Linked DNA regions of Homo sapiens: region 1 is linked to region 2. Evidence: read pairs that join two places in POLR2A ChIA-PET (ENCODE). Cell type or tissue: IMR-90. All regions are shown on one strand. Each heading gives the region's core, and the rest is flanking DNA. Links, peaks and the distances in the headings are about the cores only. Region 1 overlaps CKAP5 (cytoskeleton associated protein 5). Region 2 overlaps CSTPP1 (centriolar satellite-associated tubulin polyglutamylase complex regulator 1).

What was found. ChIA-PET counts read pairs that join two places held together with the same protein. Peaks named below come from ENCODE experiments on the same cell type or tissue, not always from the same donor. Only the 100,000 strongest peaks of a DNase experiment are listed, where the experiment ranks them.
Region 1: POLR2A ChIA-PET joins it to region 2 with 13 read pairs; 2 of 35 experiments call an interaction of 5 or more read pairs at or near these places.

What each region holds. Positions count from the first base shown.
Region 1 is chr11:46,823,787-46,829,168 of GRCh38, reverse strand. The region is part of intron 1 of CKAP5 (cytoskeleton associated protein 5); the gene reads left to right. Among named protein-coding and RNA genes, the nearest start is that of CKAP5, 20 kb to the left of the region's middle. RefSeq lists enhancers at 1,881-2,431, 2,432-2,984. In IMR-90, for the core only: a CTCF peak has its summit at 988; a DNase peak (open chromatin) is centred at 2,238; H3K4me3 peaks cover 664 bases; H3K27ac peaks cover 392 bases.
Region 2 is chr11:47,141,455-47,146,836 of GRCh38, reverse strand. The region is part of intron 4 of CSTPP1 (centriolar satellite-associated tubulin polyglutamylase complex regulator 1); the gene reads right to left. Among named protein-coding and RNA genes, the nearest start is that of ARFGAP2, 33 kb to the left of the region's middle. In IMR-90, for the core only: no CTCF peak of the experiment used is centred there; a DNase peak (open chromatin) is centred at 3,356; H3K27ac peaks cover 970 bases.

The DNA of each region.
Region 1 (5,382 bases), core at 295-5,294, 320 kb after region 2:
ACCCGTGCAGTTCAAATCCATGTTGTTCAAGGGTCAACTGTATTTATATATTTACTTCTGTCTTCCATATCATCTTTTGTTTACTTTAAATATTTGCAAAGCAATTTTTGTATAGACGAATGTCTCATTTTTTGTGTATGGTAAAAAACAATAGTATAAAATTTACCATCTTAACCATTTTTAAGTGTACAGTTCAATAGTGTTAAGTATATTCACATCGTTATGAAACAGATCTCCAGAACTTTCTCATCTTGCTAATCTGAAACTCTGTATCTAAATATTTCTCTTATCCCCCTCCCAAGCCACACCCCCACCCCATCTTTGGTTACTACCATTCTACTTTCTGGTTCTATGAATTCATGAATTTGACTGCATACCTCATAAAAGTGGGTTCATACAGTATTTGACTTTTTTTGTGACTGTTAGTAGATTTTTTTCTCTAATTTTTAAAATGTTTAATTCGCTCATAAGCACAGCACAGGGTATTATCCATTTGTGTGTGCATACACACATACACTCATTGTACTATGTTTATTGCAGTTAACTGAAGTCCTATGTCACTAGAATGCTATGTAACAGAAAATGTTGGTCATACCTCTTGTGATAAATATTTGTTGGGTACTTATTTTGTATCACACATTGGAAGAAAAAGATAATTAAGATACATTCCAGCCCTTGCCCTTGAGGAACTCACAATCTGATGAGAAAGGCTGATCTGCAAACCATTACCCTCAGAACAGTTAAGCTTGATGGGAATATAATGAATGAAGGTCTTAATTACCTAATTCAGAGGTATTCTTTACAGTTAAATGCATTGTAGAATGAGACTGTCTTGGCAGTTCAAAAATCAGACTGTTTTAATCTGAATCCATTTTTTACTTGGCAACTTTATTTATTTATCTACCCCGCCCCCACCCAAGTAAGGAAAAGATACTTGGCAACTTTAGCTTAGGGTTCTCTAAAACCTTCAGAATAAGAGTAACCTGAGTCTGCTCCCTGGTGGAGCAATCTTCATAACTGTTCTTTGGATTCTTAAATTTCTGCTTTATTCCTGTTGTGGATAGGAGAAATTGGGTTACTTACAAATGGTCTTTAAGCTTACTACATTGATTCCTGTACTGATCTGATGATGGCCCAAGGCTTTAAGGAGGTGTGTTGATTCATCTAAATTAGGTGGAGTAATATGGACTTAAAAAAAGCACATATCTTTCCTGTTGGTATGATGGGAGACACAAAATGCAGTCAAACCTTGTAAACTAGGATTCAGGACAAACTCCTCCTACAAAAAGAAAATTAAAACTAGTTGCTAACCTTTGGAGATCTCAGAGACTAGGACTTAACTCCTTGAAATATTAATGCCGTTTCTACTACAATTTTCTTAAGAACTCTTCATATTAAATTAGATGATTGCACATTACAATTGTATTGGCATGCAAGATTACTTACATAGACTTGTACATTTATTTACGTTGACTTTTAGGTCAATTTTTGAAAGATCACATTTTACACACAAGATGGGGAAGGTTATTTTTCTTTTTTTCTTTTATAGAGGTATGGTTTTGGTTAGTTGTTCAGGGTGGAGTGCTGTGGTGCAGTCTGGCTCACTGCAGCCTAGTCCTGGGCTCAGGATCCTCCCACCTCAGCCTCCGGAGTAGCTGGGACTAGTCTTGTACCACCATGCCCAGCTAATTTTTTATTTTTTGTAGAGATGGGGTCTCACTTTGTTGCCCAGGCTGGTATTTTTCTATTTCACCTTCTATTACCTTCCTGCCCATCTTGTATCATTGTCCAGGATTCCTCCAGTTTTGTAAAGAACGAATTCCGTGAAAAGGTGAGGTGGAGCATTGTAGGATCTTTTCCAGGCCTTTGAGTTGCCATTTGAAGAACTGCTCGAGTCCAAAGGAGGTTAATGAAGTAAGCAGCTTACATATAATGAGGGGCTATGTATCTACCTTGATGCTTTGGCTGTTACCTGCAGTAATTTTTTTCACCCTTGGAGGAGGGATTAGGATTGTGATAGTGGGAACTGGTCATCTCCTTTGTTTCTGGAATATTACGTGTAATACTACCAAAAAAAGAGGTCCACCCAACTGCAGTAGTCTTCCTAGTTGGTCCATCATTTGCCTCTTGCCTGGGAAAGCCTAGGACCTAGAAGCAGCGCCTGAGGCCTGCAAACCTCTGGGCGAAGATACACTGCGGCCCCTTTAAGCTTTCAGAGTGTGCGGAGAGGGGAGCTGAGGGTGGGGCGGGCACTCTGACAGTGGCGCTCCGGGCCCCGCCCTCGGAGGAGGCGTTTCCCAGCGGACCGCAGCACCAATGCTGCTGCCGCCGCCGCCGCCGCCTGCCGGGTATTCCTGCTGATCCTGCTCGGACCTTAGCTTCCCTGACCTCTCCCTGCCCGGGGAGCGTAAGTGTCAAACCACGGGCAAAGGGCAAGCATCCCGCGACCGTGCTGCAAGTCCTGGTGGACAGTACTGGGGACTTTGCTGGCCTATCAGAGGCTAAGGCGGCGAAAGAGCGTAAACAATGCCGGCTCCAGTGAGCTAAAGCCAGGGTATCTGCTCTACTTCTGGGTGGTGACAGCAGCCGTAGGGTGCTTGTTTGGGCATGCAGTGGGTGAGCAGTGCCCACGACCTGGCTTTGCCCCCACCTGGTTCTTACTTGGGGTGAGGAGAGGGTTGCTTTTACCAGAGTATAACCCATTTGAGCTGAATGGGTGGAGCTGAATCTCTCTCTCTGGGCCTTGGATCCTTACCCTGGTATTTGAAGACCTTGGTAGCTTTGGGATGAGTAAGCATTAGGTTTTCAGCTACCTTGGTACAGTCGAGCAGTAACTCCAAGTTGTCCTAATTCACAGCCAGGTTTAGCTGTCTCTCCAGAGGCCTGTGTTGGTGGTATCCCGTACCCCTTTTGGATATGTTGACAGTGAACATCTCTTAGGAAGAGTCCAGTTAACCTTTCCTCCTGATATAAAGAGCACAATGTGAAAGAGACAGCTCTTTACCCCTCTCCATCTCTGAAGGAATTTGTGGGACGCCACTGTCCCAAGATTAGGAAAGCAAACACACCAAAGTTTGAGATAATCTGCTAGAAAACTGTTCAGATTTCTGGCCGCCTGGTAATGCAGAATACTCCGGCAAGAGGATAACACTTGTCCTTGTTAATGGGAAATACCTGGAGACAGTGAGTTTTTTTTTTAATTTGAGGGAAAGTGTTGTCATTTTTGCCACCTGCTACTCAGAGATGGGATTTTGTCAGATTTTGGTTAAATAATAAAAATCTTAAGTTTTCTATGACAGTTACATAGTTGTTGTGTTTCTTTAATCCAGTTGTCCTTCCTAGACATGGTTTGAGTAGATTTCTGGGCATGTGTATGCATTGCTTTTTTAAAAAAATAATTTCTTTTTTTTTTTTTATGAGCCTATCATCACACTCAGTGGTCATTCAAATGGGTTGCTTTTTGATGGAGCAGAAGTTTTTCTCAAACTTCTGTTAAAATCATTCTGTGCTTCTGCAATAGCATCTCCTTAGCCAGAGGTGAGAGTCCAGGAATGGTAATCAAATTCAGATCTCTTGTATTGTGATAGTGAAGAGCTTTTGTAGGTCAAGAGCTTGGGAATTTGCCATAAAAAAGTCATACTGCCAGTGGTTTTTCTCTAAGTAGAAGAGAAAATAATCTGTACAGTAGCTCTGTAATTACTCTTATAGACTATCAAAATACAGGAATTTAAACTAAAAAGACACCACACTTGGGCCCATGGGTTGTAGGGAAGAGAGACAGACTGAGAAGTAGGAGACATAGGTTCTAGGCCCAGCTCTAGTATTACTCATGACTTAATCTCTCTGTCCCTTTTAAATGGTTGGTTAATGAGAAAATGCACAGATTTTGGGGTCTCTTTTATGATGGGATATAGTGCATATTTAATAGGAAATTTGTTATTTATTTGAACACTAAACTGAAAAATCAGACAATTTGGAATTTATTCTAAGTTCTGCCTTCATGTATAACCTTGAAAACATTTCTTAACCTCTAGTCTAAAAATAAACAATTATGCCTAAACCTTTTCAGCAATAGCATGGACTATATGGTATTTGAGCTCTTAGGAAGACATTTTTAGATCAGTGGTATATGATTATAATATATCTGTAAAACATACTTACTTTAGCTGACCTACTTGTCTTTGCCTCAGTTTTAGACTGGGATAAAATCTGAGAGCTCTGAATAATTGAAATTTCTGAATATGTGTCTTTACTAGGGACTAGATCAAATAAACCACAGCAAGCATTATGTATAGTTCAAATTAATCTTCTTAATGCTTCTCTTTGTTGGCAATTTTATTTGCTCTTTAGGCATCAAACTCTACTGTGTAGCAAAAACTTGGTTCTTATATCTGTTTATAAAATCCAGATCAGTCTGCTCATCCCTATATGATACTTTTAACTTTTTGAGAAACTTCCAAATGGTTTTACACAGCAGCTAGACCATTTTGCATTCACAGCAGCTGGACCATTTGGCATTCAACTTAAAAAATACAGAGGTATAATAATTTTTATTGTATTTTACAGACATACTAGTATTCAGTTGGTGGGGGTGGTAGGGGGAAGACTGGTCCTGAGTTTGAAAAGCACAGTTTGATGAACATGTGAACTGTTTCCAGCTTTTGACTACTATGAACAACATTGCTATGACTATCCCTATATAGGTCTTCTGGTGTAATTTGCATCAGTTTCTAGGCTATACACCTAGGAATGGAGTTGCTGGGTGGTAGGGCATGTGTATCTGATAATGCCATACTGTTTTCCAGACTGTTAAACTATTCTGTCTCCCATCATTGGTGTATTTGAGTTCCTGCAGATTCTCCTGACTCCTTTAAATTACACTGCTGCTGTTTCATGGCAATCCTAGGGATTTTGAAGAAAAATCTTAATGAAAGTTCCACATATCCTAATAAACTTTTACAATTCCATCTTTCTCTGGGACATTTTCTTCTTTGCCATGGGAGGGAACAAAATGTAAAGGAAGAAGCATAGACTATGAATCTTAGTTTAATTTCATTGCTTACCAGTTTTGTTGTTTTGGCAGGTTACTTAATATTTGTGAAGCTAGTGTGTAAAATGAGAATATCTTTCCTTCACATAGTTGATGTCAGTATAAAGTGAATTAGCGTGTTTAAAAAGTACTTTGCACCATGCCTGATTCAGAATAGATATTACCAGAGTATATATTCAATAAACAAATATTTATTGAAAACATATTTTATGTCAGGCCAGAACTAGGGATGGAGAATTACGGAGGACCGCTTCTATGTTATTAATAATATTGAAAAATCGGCCAGCCTGGGCAACATAGTAAGACCCCATCTCTACAAAAAACTAAAAAAT
Region 2 (5,382 bases), core at 305-5,304:
TGGAAAGAATTCCACAACTATGGTATGAATATGCCACACTTTATTCTTTCCTTCAGCAGAGGGACGTGCAGATTGTTCCAATGGCGGCCATTACAAACAATACTGCATGTTTCCTTATTCCCAGGAGTAGCTCTTGAACTTTAAAAATTTGCCTAAATTGTCTGAAAGTAATTGTAACAATTTACACTCCCACACACAGTTTATGAGAGTTCCCACTATTTCACATCCTCACCAATATTTGTATTATGAGACTTTAAAATTTTTGCCAATTTGATAGGTATGAAGTGGTATCTCAATTTAGTTGGGAGTTTCCTGATTACTAGTGAGTGTGGGCATGAAAATATGCCCAAAGGTTTATTACTAATGTTCTTCTGTGCATTGCCTGTTTATATCTTTGGACTATTTTTCTACTGAGATCCTTAATCTTTTTCTTATTGATTTGTAGGAATTCTTTTTTTTTTTTTTTTTTTTGAGACAGAGTTTCATTCTTGTTGCCCAGGCTGGAGTGCAGTGGCACGGTTTCGGCTCACTGCAATCTCCACCTCCCGGGTTCAAGTGATTCTCCTGCCTCAACCTCCCAAGTAGCTGGAATTACAGGCGCCCGCCACCATGCCCGGCTAATTTTTTTGTATTTTTAGTAGAGAGGAGGTTTCACTATGTTGACCAGGCTGGTCTTGAACTCCTGACTTCAGGTGATCCACCCGCCTCGGCCTCCCAAAGTGCTGGGATTACAGGCGTGAGCCACTGTGCCCAGCCAATTTGTAGGAATTCTTTATTAAAAAGTTCTTAGCTGGGTGTGGTGGTGTGCACCTGTAGTCCCAGCTACTTGGGAGGCTGAGGCAGGAAAACTGCCTGAGCCTGGGAGCTTGAGTCTAGCCCCAGCAACACAGCAAGACCCCATCTTAAAATAAAATAAAATAAAATAAAATAAAATAATTTACGGAAAGCTGAGGCAGGAGGAATGCCTGAGGCCAGGAGTTCGAGACCAGCCTGAGCAACACAGCAAGATCACTGCCCCCATCTCTACAAAATAAAAAATTAGCTGGGCTTTGTAGAACGTGCCTATGGTCCTAGCTACTCAGGAGGCTGAGGTGGGAAAATCACTTGAGCACAGGAGTTTGAGGCTGTAGTGAGCTATGAATGCACCACTGCACTCCAGCCTGTGTGACAGAACAAGACCTCATTTCAAAAAATAATAACATTTTTTAAATAATTTTTTTTGGGAGGGACAGAGTCTTGCTATGTCACCCAGGCTGGAGTGCAATGGTGCGATCTCAGCTCACTGCAACCTCTGCCTCCCGGGTTCAAGCAGTTCTCCTGCCTCAGCCTCCTGAGTAGCTGGGATTCCATAGGTGCGTGCCACCCCACCCGACTAATTTTTGTATTTAGTAGAGATGGGGTTTCTTTTTAGTAGAGACGGGGTTTCACCATGTTGGCCAGGCTGGTCTCGAACTCCTGACCTCAAGTGATCCACCTGCCTTTGCCTCCCAAAGTGCTGGGATTACAGGCGTGTGCCACCATGCCCAGCCAGAATAAGAATGCAGGCAATACAGCCGGGTGCGGTGGCCCACGCCTGTAATGCCAGCATTTTGGGAGGCCGAGGCAGGCAGATCATAAGGTCAAGAGATTGGGACCATCCTGGCCAACAGTGTGAAACCCAGTCTCTACTAAGAATACAAAAATTAGCCAGGCATGGTGGTGCGTGCCTGTAGTCCTAGCTACTTGGGAGGCTGAGGCGAGAGAATCGCTTGAACCTGGGAGGCGGAGGTTGCAGTGAGCTCAGATCATGCCACTGCACTCCAGCCTGGTGACAGAGCAAGACTCTATCTCAAAAAAAAAAAAAAAAAAAAAAAAAATGGCAGGCAATACTTTAAATCAGTGGTTCTCAACGTGTGTTTCCCAGACCATCAGTATCACCTGGGAATTTTTTAGAAATATAAATTATTGAGCCCCGCCCTAAACCTACTGAACTCTGGGGATGTGGTCCGGCCATGTGTGGTTTAACAAGCCCTGCAGGTGACTCTGATGCATGCTCAAGTTTGAGAACCAGTGCTTTAAATCTTCACCCTTGGAGCAGAGCTTCCCAACCCTTTGTCACTTCGGCCTCAAATGACTTACAGATGTGATGGTCCCCTTGGCCCAGCTGGGAGGAGGCCAGAGCCTGCAGGCCAATCACAAGAAGTCTTGTCTTTACTGGAGATTTTTGTTATATATTATTTTCTGATTGCTGTGAAGTGCAAAAAGGCCAGGAAGCATTGCCTTTGGAAACCCAGGAACATCTCATTTTTCTTTTAATCTGGTACTATTAATAATACCAACATAATTGTAACAGCAAGAAATTACTACTGGCCAGGCGTGGTGGCTCATGCCTGTAATCCCAGTATTTTGGGAGGCTGAGGTAGGCAGATCGCTTGAGGTCAGGAGTTCGAGACCAGCCTGGCCAACATGGTGAAACCCCGTCTCTACTACAAATACAAAAAATTAGCAAGGCGTGGTGGCGGGCATCTATAATCCTAGCTACTTGGGAGGCTGAGGCACAAGAATCACTTGAACCCAGGAGGCGGAGGTTGCAGCGAGCTAAGATCACGCCACTGCACTCCAGCCTGGGCAACAGAGCAAGACTTCATCTAAAAAAAAAATTATTACTGATTTAATGTCTACAATGTGGTAAGCAGTGTTCATGGTTTTGTTGGTGTTACTGAAATCTTACAAACACCCTATGAGTTAGTTACTATTATTATTATCATCCCCATTTTACAGATATAAAAACAGGGCTCAGAGAAGTTAAGAGATATCCTCAAGGTCATCCAGTTAATGGGGCACAGGTGGGATGTACAGTAGATCTTTCTAATGCCATGGGGCCTGTGTTCTTCTAGGTCAAGGTTAATATTACCATTTCTAACGATTATGACAAGTTTACTCTGTGCCAGCCACCATTTTAAGCACATCATATACTTCTCCTTCAATCATTACAACTATTATTATTCCCATTTTACAAGTGAGGAAACAGGCTCAAATTAAATACCTTTCTCAAGGGCACAGCTAGTATATTGTGGAACCAGGATTTGAACTCAAGAAGTCTGGTTCCAACTGCATGCTCTTAACCATCCAGAAAGCTTCCAGTCCATGGAGGATGGGGAGTGGGAGATGCTGTGGTGATCATCTGGGGATAAAAGAACTACTCCAGTTGCTGCAGGAATATGTGAGGTGGAGGGGATCTCTGGCTTGGCTGCTGTCATGGAGTCTGTTTGCTTTTTCTTTTCCTGTTTTTCCAGCTCACACCTGCTGCCCCAGGGCCTGGCCATGATGCTTGTAGCACATAAGGCAGGCGCATGTGGAGACACCATGCCCCTGAACAGGCTCCGGCTTCCAGCTGCATGTGGATTACATTCTTTTACGCACACATCATCACAGACTGGAGCCTGCTTCTGCAGCCTGTCCCCAGACTTCAGTGTCCTGAATAAAGTAAGCCTGGCAGTGAAATGGGAGAGGGCAGTTCCTCTTCTAGCAATAGTAACTGCCTTGAAGTCTCTACCACCTCCATTTGCAGTTCTGATCAGATGCATAGGTATGTGTGTGGGGAAGCTGGGACCCTGATCTTCAGGACAAAATGAGAATAGTTTACAAAATCAGGGGATGCTTTCTGGGATACATACAATTTTTCTACATATGCACCAGCTGCAGTACAGTGGGGAAAGCATGGCATTGGGAGGAGAAGTTGACACAGAAGCTTGATGCTCATACTCGGGGAGAAAACAAACTTATCCTAATTCTGAATTCATCTCTAACTGCAGCCAGTGCCATGTGGGTTACCCTTGGCCCTTCTGTTGTTACTGCCATTCCCATAATTCCCTCAGACTGCTATTGATATGGACTGGCTACGATGCTTCCTCCTGCTCAGACAGAAAGGTCTGAGGTGTCTGTCAAACAGCAGGCCTCTAGGTGAGGAGTGGGTAAGTTTCCAGCCGCAAATAGAGGAATACCATTCCAGAAGCCCCTTGGTATCAATAACTGTACAATTCTACCTTGGTATCGAGAATTTTTGGTTCTTACAGGATTCTACCACCTACACTCAAATCTTGTGGTGCTTTCATGTATCAGATTGTTTGGAAGGGTCTGAGGAGACAGCTGGGGCAAATGCAAAGCTGTGGCTGCGGGGGGCTAAGATGCATTTTGAAGCCTCACTCTCATAAGCTCCCTCACATCATGGGAAAGGGAAAAGAGGTCAGTATTCTGGAGTGATTGATCAAAACCAAGGTCATACGTCACAGAGTGGTGGCAGCCAATGACCAGTACCTAAGCAGTCCCCTTCTATATCAAGTTCTTTGAGGGGCAGGAACTATATCTTATTCATGACTGTATCCCCATTTGCAGAATAGCTCCCGGCACAAAATATGCACTCAAGAAACATTTGGCGAAATGAAGTACTGATACATACAGCAAGATGGATGAACCATGAAAACATTGTGCTATTAGGTTGGTGCAAAAGTAATTGCAGTCTTTGCCATTGAAAATAATGGCAAAACCACAATTACTTTTACACCAACCTAAAACATGAAACTAGTCACAAAAAAAACACTTTTTTTTTTTTTTTTGAGATGGAGTCTCACTCTGTCACCAGCCTGGAGTGCAGTGGCGCGATCTCGGCTCACTGCAACCTCTGCCTCCTGGGTTCAAGCGATTTTCCTGCCTCAGGCTCCCAAGTAGCTGGGACTACTGGCGTGCATCACCACGCCCAGCTAATTTTTGTATTTTTAGTAGAGATGGGGTTTCACCATGTTGACCAGGATGGTCTCGATCTCTTGACCTCGTGATCCACCCACCTTGGCCTCCCAAACTGCTGGGATTACAGGCGTAAGCCACTGCACCTGGTCGTGGTTTTTTTTTTTTTTTTTTTTTTTTTTGAGACAGAGTCTAGCTCTGTTGCCCAGGCTGGAGTGCAGCAGCATGATCTCGGCTCACTGCAACCTCCACCTCCCGGGTTCAAGTGATTCTCCTGCCTTAGCCTCCTGAGTAGCTGGGATTATAGATGTGCACCACCATGCCCAGCTAAGTTTTGTATTTTTAGTAGAGACAGGTTTCACCATGTTGGCCAGGCTGGGTTTGAACTCCTGACCTCAAATGATCCTCCTGCTTCAGCCTTCCAAAGTGCTGGGATTACAGGCGTGAGCCACTATGCCTGGCCAAGACCACATATACAATTCTACTTATTTGATTTTTTTTTTTTTTAAAGACAGAGTCTCACTCAGTTGCCCAGGCTGGAGTGCAGTGGCACAATCTCAGCTTACTACAACCTCTGCCCCCCAGGCTCAAGCAATTCTCCCACCTCAGCCTCCCAAGTAATTGGGACCACAGACGCACACCACCACGCCTGGCTAAGTT